Regions from separate parts of the Homo sapiens genome. Here region 2 is linked to region 1. A link is a loop called in an ENCODE intact Hi-C map of the cell type or tissue named here. Cell type or tissue: dorsolateral prefrontal cortex. All regions are shown on one strand. Links, peaks and the distances in the headings refer to the core of each region. The heading gives the core; the rest is flanking DNA.

What was found. Peaks named below come from ENCODE experiments on the same cell type or tissue, not always from the same donor. Only the 100,000 strongest peaks of a DNase experiment are listed, where the experiment ranks them.
Region 2: it touches region 1 in a loop (4-fold over the local background); 2 of 110 quality-filtered maps call a loop at or near these places.

Annotation. Positions count from the first base shown.
Region 1 is chr5:129,243,714-129,252,057 of GRCh38, forward strand. All of the region lies in intron 3 of LOC102723654 (a long non-coding RNA gene), which reads left to right. Among named protein-coding and RNA genes, the nearest start is that of MIR4460, 150 kb to the right of the region's middle. In dorsolateral prefrontal cortex, for the core only: no CTCF peak of the experiment used is centred there; no DNase peak of the experiment used is centred there; H3K4me3 peaks cover 430 bases; H3K27ac peaks cover 4,445 bases.
Region 2 is chr5:129,168,256-129,176,599 of GRCh38, forward strand. LOC102723654 (a long non-coding RNA gene) reads left to right here. Exons shown (of 8, transcript XR_001742463.2): 3 at 4,100-4,159. Among named protein-coding and RNA genes, the nearest start is that of MIR4633, 75 kb to the left of the region's middle. In dorsolateral prefrontal cortex, for the core only: a CTCF peak has its summit at 4,521 (motif pointing right); no DNase peak of the experiment used is centred there.

The DNA.
Region 1 (8,344 bases), core at 116-8,115:
ATATTCTGATTACTCAAAGATTTTTGACAAAAATATTTATTCATTCAATATATGTTTGTTGTGTCCCTGCTATGTGCCACAAACTCTCCTATGCGTTTGGAATACAGCAATAAACAAGACAAAGAGCCTACTTTCAGGAAGCTTTAATTCTAGAATAATTGTAGTCTTTCATATACTCAGGGACTAGAACTCTTTTCCTAGCTGAGGTTTCTTAGATAAATGATAATATCTATCAATTAAAAATAACTTCTCAAAAAGGCATTATACATTCCTTCTATATTTTACTTCATTATCTCGATATTTATTTTTAGAAGGGCAATATAAATTCTTCTGTATTTTACTCCACTATCTCAATATTTATTTTAGAAATTTTTTAAGTCCAGCCAATTTCATTTATTCTATTCCTAAGAATTGGAGAATTGCTAGTTCATGACCCCTATTAAAAATGATCCTTAAACTGGTAATTTCATAAAAATACATATTGTGATTCAATATATCTGGCATGGGGCCCAAGATTATCCTGCATTTGTAGCCACCTACCAGGTAATGCTGATGCCTTTGGTCTATGGACCACCCTGAATAGCAAGCCTCTGTATGACAATGTAAATTAAACATGCTTTAGTCCTCCCTATGACTCAATTATGCAAGTCTTTAGACTTTATTAATTTTATCCTTCACAGTAAAAATTGTCAAATGTGACTTTCTAAGACAGGTGGGGATTATTATTTATAATGTCCCACCCCACAAAGAAGGGGCTAAAAAAATCTTTAAAGATTTGATCATTAATTGTATCATTCAACACACTTATGGTATAGTGAATAGGAGATATGTAATAGTAACTGAGAGTTGGAAATTTAGAATCAGGAAATTCCTTATTATTTATGTAATAGGAAGAAAGTTACTCTCTCTAAGCCTGTTTATCTGTAAAGTAGGGATGACTAACATCACTTGACACATAGGGTTGTTATGAAGATTATGAGATGATGCTCACATAACTCCTGGCACATATTGTGTACTCAATGCTAGCTCTCTAATTATTACCATGCGCAAGGGCTATAGAAGGATAAAAAAAATGAAGACTTTCATTCTATGCTCACAGAAGATACTATCTGGCATGGAGATAAGATTTACATGTTAGTAACAAATTCAAACTGGAAAGATTGGTAAAGAAGAACAAATAAAGTGCAGTGGGAGAAGAGGAAGTGATTGGTTCGCTTTGGGATCATTACAGTTGCACCCTTCTTGAAAGCTCACTATGCATCTGTCTCTCAGTGTTCTAGTACTTTACATGTATTAACTCATTTAATCCTCACTATAGACCTGTGATAGGTTGAAATTTTAATAGTCATTTAATAGAAGAAGAAACTGTAGTAGAGATAATTTATCCATGACTAGAAAGTAGTTGGGCTAGGTGTCAAATTCAGTCTGACTCCAGAGTCTTCCTCCTAACCACTGTACTGTTCTGGTCTAAAAAGACATAAAACTGGAGGTAATTTCTGAAATGACTCTTAGTAACCAGGCAGATGAAGATTAGGGCAGGGAAAGGAGATGATTAAGAAAGGAATTACAGGTACCAGAAATGGCATGGGCAAAGGCAGAGGGACTGGAAAATGTGGAGCAAGTAGAAAGAGGGGAGTATTTGGATTTACTAGAGCGTATGTTAATAGGAGAATTGAAAGAATGGACCAAATAACTTGTATTTTCTAAGATTTTATGAATATGATTTTATCAGTCATGGAGAGTAGTTTTAGGACTTCTTAGATTCTCACTGATGGTGTTCTTTAGAAAAGACAACCTCACTGAAAAAGACCATAAAACCTCAGCAATTGGCATATCTTTAGGAGAAATGTGTTCCCTAAGGATATGAAAGACCTGCATTGTTCTAAGTTAGATTTGGGTGAAATGTGTGTTGTTTTCCTTTCCAGAACTGAAGAATGGTTTATTCATCCACATACAATTTCATTATCTAATGCTGTTGTAAGAGGAAAAAATATTTGCCAAAAATTCAGCAGCTGTTTTCTTTGCTTCACCATTGGAAGTATTTGTTCTCTCCCTCAGCAGCTAGAGATTTGCTTCCATAGGCTCTGTTCAGTCTGTCTGGTTTATTATCCTGGAAATTCAGAGACTAGAAGAAGCATGGCTGACCAATTGCTTCCCTGCTTTCCCACTCCTGAAACTCTCTCTACCCCTACTCACTCAGAGGGTATACAAACTTGATTCTAAAGGCTTACATATGTGTCCAGCTCCAGAATTTAATATCAACAATATTGGAAGAGCAGTTTATACTTTCTGAGTCTATTGCAATGTAGGAAAAATGCTTTTCAAACATATCAGCCTGTGTTTTACATTTCTTAGAACATTTTTTGTGGTTTTAGTAGCTATTTTGTTTCTGATATTGATTGTCCTTTTCTTTTTCTTTTATAGATGTTGTTATGTCCTAGAAAAATTGATGACAAAAATCCTGGGCTAGTCTAGCTTTATATGGTAAAGTCAAGTCTCTGAGAGTTTATCATTAAAACATTTTGTCTTACAAAACTTGAATCTGGACGTTTTTTTCTTACTGGTATTGTTTCGACATCATGTCTATTTATGTAAGTAGCTTTCTCTGCCAAACATAGAAAAGAGACATATCTTGGAACTCAATTAAGAAGAACACTGAATTGAAGGAGTTTTGTTCACCCCTTCTCCCCATTTTTAGCCATTTCCTACTTTAGGGGAAAAACAGCAAATAAGTGATACAAGCTAAAAATATCCACTGTGTTTTGATATGACCGTGTAGTAAGGTGAATAATGACTCCCAAATATGTTCACATTCTAGTCTCCAGAATCTGTAAATACATTACCTTTTGTGATAAGAAAGACTTTGCAGATGTAATCAAATTGGGGATCTTGAGATAGGAAGATTGGGTCTTTGTAAGAGGGAAACAGGAGAGTTAAAGTGAGAGAGGGAGACGTGATGACAGAAGCGGAGATTGGAGTGATGTGGGGCGACAAACCAAGAAATGAGGGCAGCCTTTAGAAGCTGGAAAAGTCAAGGAAATGTATTCTCCCTCAGAGCCTCTATAAGGAATGCAGCCCTGCTGATACCTTGTGTGAGTGGTGGGAGGTCGGGGCAGGAGTGGGATACAGAACTGCATCTTTCTACAGAATCATCCCTGAAATATCTGTAAAACGAGTAAAAGCTCTAAGCATAGAAGTCGACTTTGGTTGAACTAGACTGAAAAACAAGGCCAATAAAAAGCAACAACAAAATTTTCACCTTCCAAGTAGTGTTACTTCAAAGTATTTGAAAAAAAGTTTGTGTATTTTTGGAAAAAAGCCTTTAAGACTGTTCTATCCTGTGCACGATTTTCTTTGGTTTCTTCTAGTGTTATTTGCAGATTCCTCCTTTTCACGTTTATGTTCTCTAATCGTTCTACTTTATTTTCAGCAGAAGAATATTCTCAAAGTGGTTTTGTTAGTATTGTTGCAGTTGTGAGGCACAAGAGTGACAGTCCCTTCTTCCTTCTGAGAATCAGTTAAATCTCATGTCATAGTGGAAACCCACTGTTAAAGTAGTCTTACAAATTTTCCTTAAAAGCTTACGTGCAGTGCTTAAAAAGGCTAGTCACTTTCAATCTTGGAATTGCTAGGCATCAAATTTCTTGATGAGGTCCATTCAGTCTTCTAATAAGGCAACAGCTGTTTTAGAAGATTTCTTTGTACTTTATCATAAAAATACTGCTTATTATAAAATTATTGCTTAATTAAATTCTTTGCTGACACTAATACAAAATCAGAAAACAACAAAAATGCTATGTCCTTGGTATGAACATACATATGTGTATGTGTGTGTGTGTGTCTGTGTGTGTGTGTGTATATATATATATATGGAACATTTTTGCTGTTTTGCTTAGGATGGTAGAACCTGTTAAGGGTAATTTTATTCAAATACTCAAAGTTCAGTAAAGCTTTACATCTCTCACTCTTAACCAGGCTCTGGTACTAACCTTCCAAAAATGAAAAAAGGCCTTATCTTTTCCATGTTCATGGAGATGGAGACATTCTAATACTGAGTAACCTTGGTGAGAAAGGCTTTGTGTAGTAGAGGATGAAATGAGTTTCAAAGCTCTCCTCTCCTTCAGAAGAGGGCTGTTTTCTTCCACCAATGTGGCTAATAGGTGACTGTTCCGTTGAGTGATTATATGCCAGTGTTCCATTATTGGAAAACTAAGCATGTGGGAGTTATTTATATCCTACTGCTCAAGGTTATTGCCAAGGTCTGATTTTTGATACGTCTACAATTCAAAAAATTGCAGCCTCCAGCATAAATGGGTTAAATAGCCGTCTTAAAAATTCTATCTATAATGCCTATAATCTCAGCACTTTGGGAAACCGAGGTGGCAGATCACAAGGTCAAGAGATCGAGACCATCCTGGCCAACATGGTGAAACCCCGTCTCTACTAAAAATACAAAAATTACCTGGCTGTGGTGGTGTGCACCTGTAATCCTAGCTACTCCGGAGGCTGAGGCAGGAGAATCACTTGAACCTGGGAGTTGGAGATTGTAGTGAGCAGAGATTGTGCCACTGCACTCCAGCCTGGTGACAGAGCAAGACTGTCTCAAAGAAAAATTATATCTATATATTTAGATTTCAAAATGTTATTGGAATTATATTAGATGTGTCTTCCTGTATCATATTTTTAGAAGGTGAGGATCTATTTCCATCATCTGTACATACCTGTCTTTTAAAAGGAATTTGGTTTATACTGATGAAATCTTCAGATAATATTTGACTATATTATTTGCTTTATGTGAGGATAATTTGTATCTTGTAGAATTTTAAATGTAAGTTATTCAGTGTGACATGTAATTATGTTTCATATAGAATTAAATTAAGAATATATATAGAATTAAAGGATTTGATTATTGTCAACAGTGAAGTTTTGAAATTTCAAAACCTCATATAGAAAGTAACTTGATCTCAACTTGATATTTAAAGAAATTGGAAATTAGATAAGCTACAAACTTGTTTTTCATATTGTGACAAAACTATTCTAATAAGGTTAGATGCTGGAAGAGGAGAAAGGAAAATAGACATAAAAATTGGCAGAATTATAGCTGTCATGATACTGGTGTGTTAAATTTTAATATAAGTGGATATTAGTTTCCTATTGCTACTATAACAAATTACCATGAAGTTAGTGGCTTAAAATTACATTCATTTATTATCATGTAATTCTTTAGGTAACAAGTTCAACATGGGTCTCACTGTGCTGAAATGAGGATGTAAGCAAGGCTGTGTTTTTCTTTTGGAGGCTCTAGGAGAGAATCGATCTGCTTGCCTGTTCCAGCTTCTAGAGGCTGCCTACATTCTTGACTTGTGGTCCCTTCCTACATCTTCAAAGCCGGCAACATTGCATTTCTGTGACCCTTACTCCAGTTATACTTCTCGCTGACCATAGCCAAGAGAGGTTCTCAGCTTTTAGAAACTTGTAAGGCAAACTCCTGAATAGATAGTATTTATTTCAATATTTTTTTGAAAGAAACTTCATTTTCAAGAATTAAAGTTCAAATAACTCAGTGTAGCTGATGTTCTAGGAGGCTTCAGAGTTAGCACTCATTCAAAAGAGGATTGACTTCCCAGTCTTGAAGCAAAAAATTTTACCTGTGGTGCTTAAAAATAAGTTTTAATCAATGAGAACACAGGGAGGGGAAAATCTTACACCAGGGCCTGTCAGGGTAGGAGGCAAGGGGACGGAGAGCATTAGGACAAATACCTAATGCATGCGGGGCTTAAAACCTAGATGATGGGTTGATAGGTGCAGCAAACCACAATGATGTGTGTATACCTATGTAACAAATCTGCATGTTCTGCACATGTATCCCAGAACTTAAAACTTACTTTTTAAATTTTACTTTAATAACAGACAACTTAGTTTCCTTTAAGAAAGTTTGCTAGACTCTTCTGGCTTACAACAAATGTAAATAAAACCATACCGCTTCCAGTGTTTACCAGATTTGCAGTTTTTTCAGTGCTATGAACAGTTCTTTGTTTCCTCATTTTTACCTTCAACTTCTGATTTTTCTCCAAAGTCTGTAGAAATCAATTCTTGCAGACTATGAATCAGTCTTTGTTATCAGCTAGATGATGGGAAGATGAGGAGTTCATCACCCTGTAGTGCTACAGGTTTTTTGCTTTACTGCAGGAAGAAGAAAGCAGACGCAGGTCGAGGAAAGCAGGCAAGCAAGCAGATTGGCTTAAAAGCAGGGCGAGTTAGATTTCAGAAATGACAACAGCTCCGTTAATGTAAACAGCAAAATTTAGCTTTCGTTGACAATTTAAAGTTTAATGAAAAACAGTCACGAGGAGAGAAATCTGAAAAGAGGCCAGGACCGAGAATAGGCTTAGACCACTGTGTGAGTAAGAACCTGGAAACAACAATGGACGACACATTCGATGACACATTTAGGCAATTTTCTTAAAAAAACAAGTAAACCAGGAGAGACAGAACACAGCAAAATGTGTGTATATGTTATGGATGGTGCTCTAAAAAGAAAAGAAAGATAAAACTGCTGAAAACTCTCACTTTAAAGATTTGTGTACATTTTTCCTAGCTGCACTGTTTCTTGTATACAGGAAGATTGGGTTGAATGAATAGCACATACAGGCAATATAGATGCCTTATAAGCAATTTAAAATTTTATTTGCTCAGCATATTAACCTTTCATAAACTTCTCATACACTTTAGGCAGGGCTGTAGATCATGTCACCATATTGTAGGGCAACCGACGGTCCCAGTTTGTATAGCACTTACAGGGTTCTCAGAGTACAAGATTTTCTGTTTTGAAACTGGACAGTCCTGAGTAAACCCTCCTGGTTAAAGATGGTTCCTGGGAGGCAGAACTTTCAGTGCTAAAACCAGAAAAGTCCTAAGCAAACTGGGACAAATTGGTTACCATACGATGTCCGTTAGGTTGAAGTACACTCTAGGAGTTTTGCTGAAGCTATTGGGAAAGAGCTGTTTTATAGTAGGGTCAGTAGATTTTTTGCCACCTGGTAAAAAACTGTATCTTTCAAATTAACCAAAAGAGTGGTAAACACTACCACTACCCTCTGTTTTTGTATTGTTTATTTTTAATTTTTATGGGTATATAGTAGGTGTCTATATGAGTTACATGATATTTTGATACAGGCATGAAATATGTAATAATCACATTAGGGTAAATAGGGTATCAATCTGCTCAAACATTCATTCTTTGTATTTAAAACAATCCAATTATACTCTTCTAGTTGTTTTTACATGAACAATTAAATTATTTTTTATTATAGTTACTCTCTTGTGCTAGCAATGACTAGGTCTTACTTATTTTTTTACCATGTTTTTGTACCGCTTAACCATTCCTCCTCTACACTGACACACACCCCAAACCCAACTACTCATCCCAGCCTCTAGTAACCATTATTCAACTCTCTATCTCTGAGTTTAGTTGTTTTCATTTTTAGCTCCCTCGAATGAGTAAGAACATATGATGTTTGTCTTTCTGTACCTGGCTTATTTCACTTAACTTTGTGACCTTCAGTTCCATCCATGTTGTTGAAAATGACAGGATCTCATTCTTTTTTATGGCTGAATAGTACCTCATTGTGGATATGTACTATGTTTTCTTTATCCATTAGTCGGTTGATGGACACTGAAGTTGCTTCCAAATCTTAGCTGTTGTGAATACTGCCACAATAAACATGGGACTGCAGATATCTCTTTGATATACTGATTTCTTTTCTTTTGGGTATATACCTAGGAGTGGGATTGCTGGATCACATAGTAGCTCTGTTTTTAGTTTCCTTAGGAACCTTCAAACTGTTCTCCATAGTGGTGGTACTAACTTACTTCTCACCAATAGTGTATGAGGGTTCCTTTTCTCCATATTCTCATCAGCATTTTTTATTGACTGTTATTTGGATAAAAGCCATTTTAACTGGGATAAGATGCTACCTCATTGTAGTTTTGGTTTGCATTTTTCTAATCAATAATGTTGAGCAATTTTCATATATCTGCTTGCCATTTGTATAGACATACAAATTTGGAGAAATATCTATTCAGGTCTTTTGCCCATATTTAAATTGAATTATTAGATTTTTTTCCTATAGAATTGTTTGAGGTCCTTATATATTCTGGTTATTAATCCCTTATCAGATGAATAGTTTGCAAATGTTTTCTCCCATTCTGTGGGGGTTTCTCTTCACATTGTTCATTGTTTCATTTGCTGTGCAGAAGCTTTTTAGGTTATGATTCTATCTCTCCATTTTTGCTTTGGTTGCCTGTGCCTGTGGGGTATTGCTTGAGAAATATTTGCCACTAC
Region 2 (8,344 bases), core at 208-8,207, 75 kb before region 1:
CTTTAGTTTATCACCCTGCTAATCTCTGGATAAAGACTACCCTAGTGAAGAATCACAGAACTCTGTGCATTAACTTCTTCAAAATGGCATACTCTGTCATCTTCAGCATTCCCTTCCACATCACAGTCTTCTAAATCCTCAGGAAACAACATGTTCAGTGTAGGACTTTTCCACCCATATATTGTCTTTTGAATTGGGGAGATGACAAAAGCTTCCAGCTTCTTGGTTTTCACAGTCTTTTAAATCTTTGTAAAGTTTATGAAATTCTCATCCTTGACTTCCTCAATTTCTTCTTTCATGATCATTTCTTCTTCCTCTATACTGTGTTTCCCACTCTTGATTGCCTTTTGAACTGAGCCCTTTTTACTATTCTGTGTCTGCCCTGTTACAGGGCTGTCTAGCACTGAATCTTCTTCAACCACAGTGATCACTGAGATGCTATTATGAGATGGTCCTTCTCAGAGGCACTCATATCACATTGGATCACTTTTACAACTTTATTGGCCTGAGCCAGCTGGGAAGGCAAGGGACAGATGTTCTCAGGGCAGATAACACCATTTGCCATTATTTCTTTATTATCTATGGCATGCTTTTCATGTGCATCATACTCTTTATCCACATGACACATTTCAACTACATGGGGCTCCTCATCTTCACAGAGTTCCTCATCTTCATCACCCTTTTCAGATTTGCATAAACACAAGGCTCTATTAGATGTGGCTTCTCAGTCTAGCTCATATTACATTCAATCACTTTAGTCCAATAAAGTCAACTTTTTTGGACTGCACCAGCTGGATTGGTGAGGGACAGGGTTTCTCTGGGAGCCTGGCTTTCTCCCATCACTGAGGTGCTTCTGGGCATTGAATGGTAGGCTCAGGTCGCTTCCATGCTGAAGGGGAGTTACCTCTCCTGCTGGAACTGCTTGACATTCATAGACTTGCACACTTTTAACTTCATGCTCTTTTGGGCTTTTTACCAACTGAACCTCATCCCTGGCTTTTTTACTGAGAGGATTTGGGGGGCAGCCTTATATCTATTTTTTTTCTTAACCATGTTCATTTCTATGCCAGCACCTGACTTCAAGATCTCTTTGTCTTCTTCAACTTTAAGACACTGCCTTAAACCATAGTATCTCTTTGCTCATATTTATTTATAATGTTATCTTCATCCTCAGAAGGGTTTTAGAGCATACTCTTGCTTTTACAGTAACTCTGTGAAAGCAAAGGTGTGCTCTGAAATCCTCCTGAGGGTTTGTGCTGTGCCACTTTCCCTTGCAGGTCTTTACCGTAGGCCACATCATACAAATTGATGTTTTCCTTAAAAGTCCCATAATTTTACTGTAGGGGAATCTATTCTTTTATTCACACTTTCTCCTTCTCAGAGGTGCATTGCTTCTGAAAGGTGTGTTTCTATATGAAGGGTTATTAGAAGGGCTCTTACCATGTCATCTCCTCTTATGAGTAACATAAAATAAAGCCTATCTCTTTTGTCAGGAATGTTGTCAGCTTCTGTGTAAATAGCAGTAGTGAGGAAACTGGCCATACCAGCTATGTTATGGCTATTGACTTCTGCAGGGATGTTTTGTTTTTCACATGTGTTTTCAGCCTGCTTAAAATCAGATTGAGTCTTTTTGATTTTCTTTCTTTCTCCAAAGGCATTTTAGTGCTGGAACTGTGCTGTATGATAAGACACTGGGAACATGGTTAGGTGTGGTAGGAAATGGAGATTGTGGCACTAGAAAGGCAGAATACTTTCTGAGTGCAAATAAATATAGAACACAGACTTAAATTTATTAAACCTGCCCCAGTAACATGGAGATGATCATAGATGGGATTCTGGTACCACAGACCCAGGAAAGGATGGGCCATAGCCTGTATTTAATAGGGTCTGGGGTTGCTGCCTACAATATTGTGCACTGCTTTTTGAATAGTAGTTCATTTTCTAGTTCATTCCTGCATGACGAAAACCTACAGCTCCTCCCCCATCCCCTCCACTCCACCCATATTCTGCATTTCTAATAAGCTCCTAGATGAGGCTGACACTGCCTGTCCATGGACCACACTTTGAATAGCAAACTCCTAAGGAAGATAGCAAGGACTTTAAGGATTTCAATTGGAGCAGAAAATATTATAAACATATATCTAGCATTCTAGAAAGAATGTTGTGGTTTTAGAATAGAAGATTAACTGGAGAGGGGCAAGATTGGAAGCAGGAAAAAATTTAGCTGACTATTTTAGTAAACTTGGTTAGATATGACAGAGATTTCAGCTACTAGATTGCACTGGGCATGGAGAAAACTGAACAGATTCAAATATACTTGGAAGTAAAACTTAGAATCTTAGAGAACTTTGGAAGCGAGAGCAAGAACAGAAGAATAGAGACAGATTCTTAGGTATCTGGCTTGGTCAAATTTAATGCTACTCAAGGTGAGACAGCAGATCTGTGGAACGATTTAAAAATAGGCATTATATAATCAGATGTTATTTTCTTCACTCAATTAGAAATACCTATGTATCATCTCTGAATTCAGATACCTGTCATATAATCAGCAGAGAAATGAAAAAAGATACTTTTCCCTTCTTTGTACAAATGGAGAGATTTTTTTTCTTGCATTGTAGTACTTTGGACCAAATAATTAAATTAACTCCCTTGAGTTTGATGTGATGCACACCCAGGGAACTACTCTCATCCAGGACTCCCAGGGCACCGCTCCCACCCAGATAGGGAAGCAGTTTGATGTCCGAGTGAACACAGCCTGGTTTCAAAGTATATTGTACTCTATTGCCACTTTACTTAGAGCAGTTCAGTGGAGTCCTTCAGTCAACTGGAAAAAATAATCAGTTTACCTGCCCTGTGAAACTCTCAGTTTTAGCTTTGCTATTTTATCATGGTTTACATTCTCTCATAGGTAAAATCTAGTTAGACTAAAGGACATCTTTAAAATTGTACAACAGTGGCCAGAGATGTCTAGCCTTATAAAGAGATGATGAGGATTTTTAATGACCATGTGAAGGCATATCTATGAAACAAAAAAATTTTCAGCACTAAGTGGCATAGTCAATTCCAGCCTAACTGCCTCAGACCTGAGCAGCCTGTTCCTGAGGGCCTGCCTATTTCCCACATGGAAGGCTTAGCTCTCCATGTGCTATTAAGTGCTGGTGAGTCTGAGGACAAAGGAGTGGGAAGTAGAATTCACAGAGTTTGTGTATTCTCGTCCTTTATTTTTACTGAGTTGCAGATGGTTTCACTCACCAGAAGGATCTTTTATGTTGCCAGCATTGGCTTTACAAGTTAAAGATGGGATAGAGAATAGGTCAGCAAGACACCTTAATTGCTTCATCTTTTTCCTCAGGTCAGCCTGTTCTGAATCAGACTCCATTCCCTTCTAACATAACTCATTTACGCACCCAACACTCTCCCAAGTAAGGCTAATCTTTTACTGGTTTTTCTTCTTACAACTGTGGGACACTGGATTTCAGCATCTGGAGGCTGTTAACTATTGGAATTATAGCCAGGAATATCTTACAGTTTCTAGTGGTTGTTATCTTTCTGCTCTGACATTGTTCAATTAGACTCAGAGTGGATAAAGGATTATGAGAAAACATGTAGTGTGAAAATGCCTTAATTCTTATGTTCCCAAATCACTGATGTTGGCAATTGTTTTTCCCTTTATTTTAATTTTTTTTAATAACTCTTTCACCATACAGGGATGCTAGATTGAAAGTGCAACATTGCTGAGTCAATAAAACAGTTTTTTTTCCAATTATCTCATCTGTGAAAATTCAGTTATCATAAATGTATTTGTCTTCTATAGATTAATTTTATGGATATTCAAAAAATGTTTTTATTTGGAAAGAGTATGCCCAGAATGGAAAGTTCTTAGACAATATATAGTGATTGGATTCTGCTACAATACATGCATTTTTCTCACAAAGAACTGAATTTTGGAAGAGTTCTTTGATCAAACTCATAGAGCCAACTAAGGGTAGAGCCAAGACAAATTGTTTAAGTCAGAATTTTGTAACTTTCCTTATTATGAGAAAAACTTGGGGTTCTCATTAAAAAGAACTTTTTTTTTTTTCTGACTCCACGTCCACAGTGAGAGAATGTTCAGGAGAGAAAATCAGAAATCTACATTTGAAAAGTATCCCACTAACAGGTAGGTGATTCTTATGTGCACGCAAGTTTCAGGATTAATGGTTGATTTAAAAATCAGTAAAATGCATTCCAAGATATATACATTCTAGAAAGCAGACAAAATTAATTACAATTTCTTGAGAGGAGATATAAATGTTTGGACACTTAATCTGGCAAGATTAATTTGGCTACTTCATAAAGGTGTCTAAGCAGATACAATAAGCACAGTAGGAATGACAATTAGATAATGCAGTGGGTAAGTGTAGTTGTAATAAATTTTATTTCTTGTCTTATTTATTTATATTTGCTATTTTGGAATTTACTATAATGTGTATTGTTGGAAAACTTACCAGCAGGTGGTAGCACTGTTTAACAAATATACCCCAGATCACAAAGCAAGCCATTGTGAATAATTTATTGGCTACTAGAGCAGTAACATTCAAATATGTCAGAATATTGGATTGGGATTCAGAAAGCCTGACTCCTGGTCCCAGCTGTATTACTTACTGGCCCAATCACTTTGGAAAGATAATTTAATCTTAGTGTTTAGATAACATTGTAAGTAAAATTGGGATAATAACTCTCTTGGCTTTTGTTGTTTAGGGTAGAAAAAGAAAATGATTTTGAAATCATGGGAGGGGTAGAATGCTAGGTAAATGCAAGCTATCATCTCTCCTTTTTCCCCCGCTACGTTTCTTGTTATTCAGGCATATATTTTAAAATGTGACCCTATTAGCAGTAAAGGTGGCCATCACAGTGGAACTTAAAAGGACAGCACTCATAAATGTCAAATGACTTCCTGTTGCTCATGTGTTCAACTAATTTTTGACTTTTTTTTCAGTTTTGTTTTTTTCCCATGTATTCTAAGATACCAAAACTTCGCATTTGTGGGGTCTGAGGAAAAGTAGTTCCAGCCTCTGAATGCATTTTCATACGCAAACATTGCTTGTCTAACCTGTGCACATTCGTGAATTAAAGAGGAAAACTCCAAGAGAACCCAAATGGTAACTTCAAGGTGTTTTTACAGAAAAAAATAGCATCTATGTGCAGTAGCACATTTAAAATACAAAGAGCATAGTGAACTATTAGTTTACCTTTACTGAATCTTTGTTGTGTACAGAGAAGTATACAACCACTTAGAAGATTCAAAGATATAGAACCCAGGGGCTCCTAAAAATGAAAAACTTTTCATTCTTTGCTGTATTTTCATATTTCATTCAGTAGATATTTATTGATAATGTTCAATACTCCAGGGACTTTGCTAGGTGCTGGGGATATAGGCTATGTAAGACATGCATAATTCTCAAAGTTGCAATTTTTCAGATCATCTATAAAAGCAAACAGATGTGGTATATAAGGCTAAAAATAAGAACCACGAATATCACTGGGTGACTATTTCAATTAAAGCCAACCTGGAGAAAGTTAACATGTGAGATGTGAATGGAAAGAAGAGAGATTCTAGTGGAGGATATGGTACCCACAGAGTGAGATGTATGATGTGGAGACAGTACAGCTTAATAGTTAAGAGTATGGGCTTTGGAGTCAAAATGATCTGGAATAAAGTAGTAACTCTGCTACTTGTAAATTGCATAATCTTTGGCAAGTTACTCTGATTTTTTTGTTTCTTAGTTTCCTCATCTGTAAAATGGATATGATAGTAGTTTCTATTTTATAGTTATTCTAAGAACTAAATCTGACAATTAGTGCACAGTAAATTCTAAATGTGGAAAAGCAAACAAATTTTCTTGAAACATAAGATATATAGAGAAGTTTTTATAAGGCACTGAATGTTAAACACGGAGGTTTGAATTTATTATAGCAGAAAATGGGAAGTATAGATGTTTACATAGAATAGAGGTGTCAGTGAAAAGATATTTAAAGGTGTTATAGCAGTTGTATAAAGGGTGTTTTAGAACAGACGGTGGATAAGGGTACGAAAAGGAGGGTCATCTTAAGAGTACAGATATGAGGAAATGTGAGCTTATACTTGGGTAAGGGATTTGGAAAGACTTGATGATGAATTGGATAGGAGATCAAGAGGGAGACAGGATTAAAAATTTATTCCAATAATGTGAGCCTGGGGAATTAAAGGGGATGGTTGTATCTTTGGCAAAAATAAGAAGCAGTGTTTTATATGTGTGAAGAAAGCAAATATATTTATTCTCATGAGAAAGAGCCAGTAAAAGACACAAAGCACCAGGCAGAAGAGTCCAAAATCAAGACTGGATATTTCAGTTGAGAATAATCTGCCGAGTTTCAACATGGTCATTGAAACCAGCTGCTATTGCGTGTTTGAAGGTAATAGGGGAAAAATGGGAAAAAAAATCACATAAGTATATTCCAAGAAAGAATATCCTTGGGGCTGACAGAACATTTGAGAGAGTGATAAACTTACAAGCTTAATTCTGTTTTCATGAACTTGGAAGAGCAACTTCCTCTTGCTGTGCAGGGTTTTTCCCACATTCTTAAAGTCCCATCCTCCTTTAACAATGTCCTGTGTTGAAATGAATGAAAATTTCTGATGCTAACACATAACTAATTTCTGGCTGAGGTCACGTATAGTAATGTAAAATACCAGGTACCTCATATTCTATTAAAGTAGGTTTGTCACGTAAAGAGAACAGAACTTCTTTCAGGAATAAGTTGGCCACCCATGAAACATGCGAAAACATGGGACAATAAAATTCCTGTCAGAGTCTCTGGGAAGATTTCCCTGAGATTCCATTCCCACAATTGTGTCAGGAAACTACTTCAATATTGTAATGATATGTCACACTTCTATTAGCATGCTTACCACATTGTGTTGATACTATCTTTTGAGATGGGGCTGTGAAACTGACTAAATGCTAAGGGGCCTAAAGACAATGGAAGTTACTTTTTATTTTTTTTGAAAAATTTGTTCTTTTTATTTTTTATTTATTTATTTATTTTTGAGATGGAGTCTCGCTCTGTTGCCCAGGCTGGAGTGCAGTGGCATGATCTTGGCTCGCTGCCACCTTCGCCTCCTGGGTTCAAGCGATTCTCCTGCCTCAGCCTCCTGAGTACCTGAGATTACAGGCACACGCCACCATGCCTGGCTAATTTTTCATTTTTGGTAGCGACAGGGTTTCACCATGTTGGCCAGGCTGGTCTTGGACTCCTGACTTGAAGTGATCTGCCCGTCTCAGCCTCCCAAAGTGCTGGGACTGCAGGCATGAGCCACCATGCCAGCCAAAGAAGTTATTTTTAAAATAGCATTATTGAGTTCTAATTTACATTCAAATATCACCAATTTTGACAAATATGCAGGCTAGTAACTGCTATCATAATAATGATGTAGAACATTTCTATGACTAAAAAGTCATCTAGTGTGCCCCTTGGCAGTCAATCCCTACTCCCCAACTCTGGCCCCTAGCAATCCTTATTCTATTTTCTGTTCCTGCGGTTACAACTTTTCTAGAGTTTCAGATAAGACACATCTATGTTGAATGTATTAGTAGTTTGTTACTTTTTCCTTTATTGATTAAGCTGTATACTTTATTTGTAATTCATTAGTTTTTGCTAAATTCATTTGCCCAGGATCCAATACAGGATATCACATTATATTTAGTTGCTATGTCTTTTTATATTACTCCAGGCTATGACTGTTTCTCAATTTTTTTTTTATGACATTGACAGGAGGCATACTGGTCAAGTATTTTGGAGAAGGTCCTTCATTTTGTTTTCCTGATGATTTTCATATGGTTACACTGGGGATAAGGATTTTTTTTAGAATACAATCACAGAGATAAGGTACCATTCTCAACCTTGCTTATAAAGGGAAGATCCCTATCAATGTGAATTCCCACTGATGGTGTTTACCTGATTGCCTGGCTAAGAGTGTTTGTCAGTTTTTGCCACTGAAAAGTCACATTTTCCCCCATTTCTACATTGTACTTTAGAAGCAAGTCACTAAGTGTAGCCCATATTTAAGGGTGGGGAATTATATCTCTTTTAAAAAGGAAGTATGAAAGGAAAATAAATCTCAAAACCCCAAAATCAGTAAGCCAAAGGGAAAAGTCAAGCTGGGAACTGTGTCAGGCAAACCTACCTCCCATTTTATTACTAAATAAGATAGCTACAATGATTAAAAAAAAGCTCCCTCACAATTTGCCCATGGGATATTCCTTGTGGAAAAAGGACAGAGAACTCAGTTATCCCTCTGCTCCCCTGAGACAAATGCATCTCT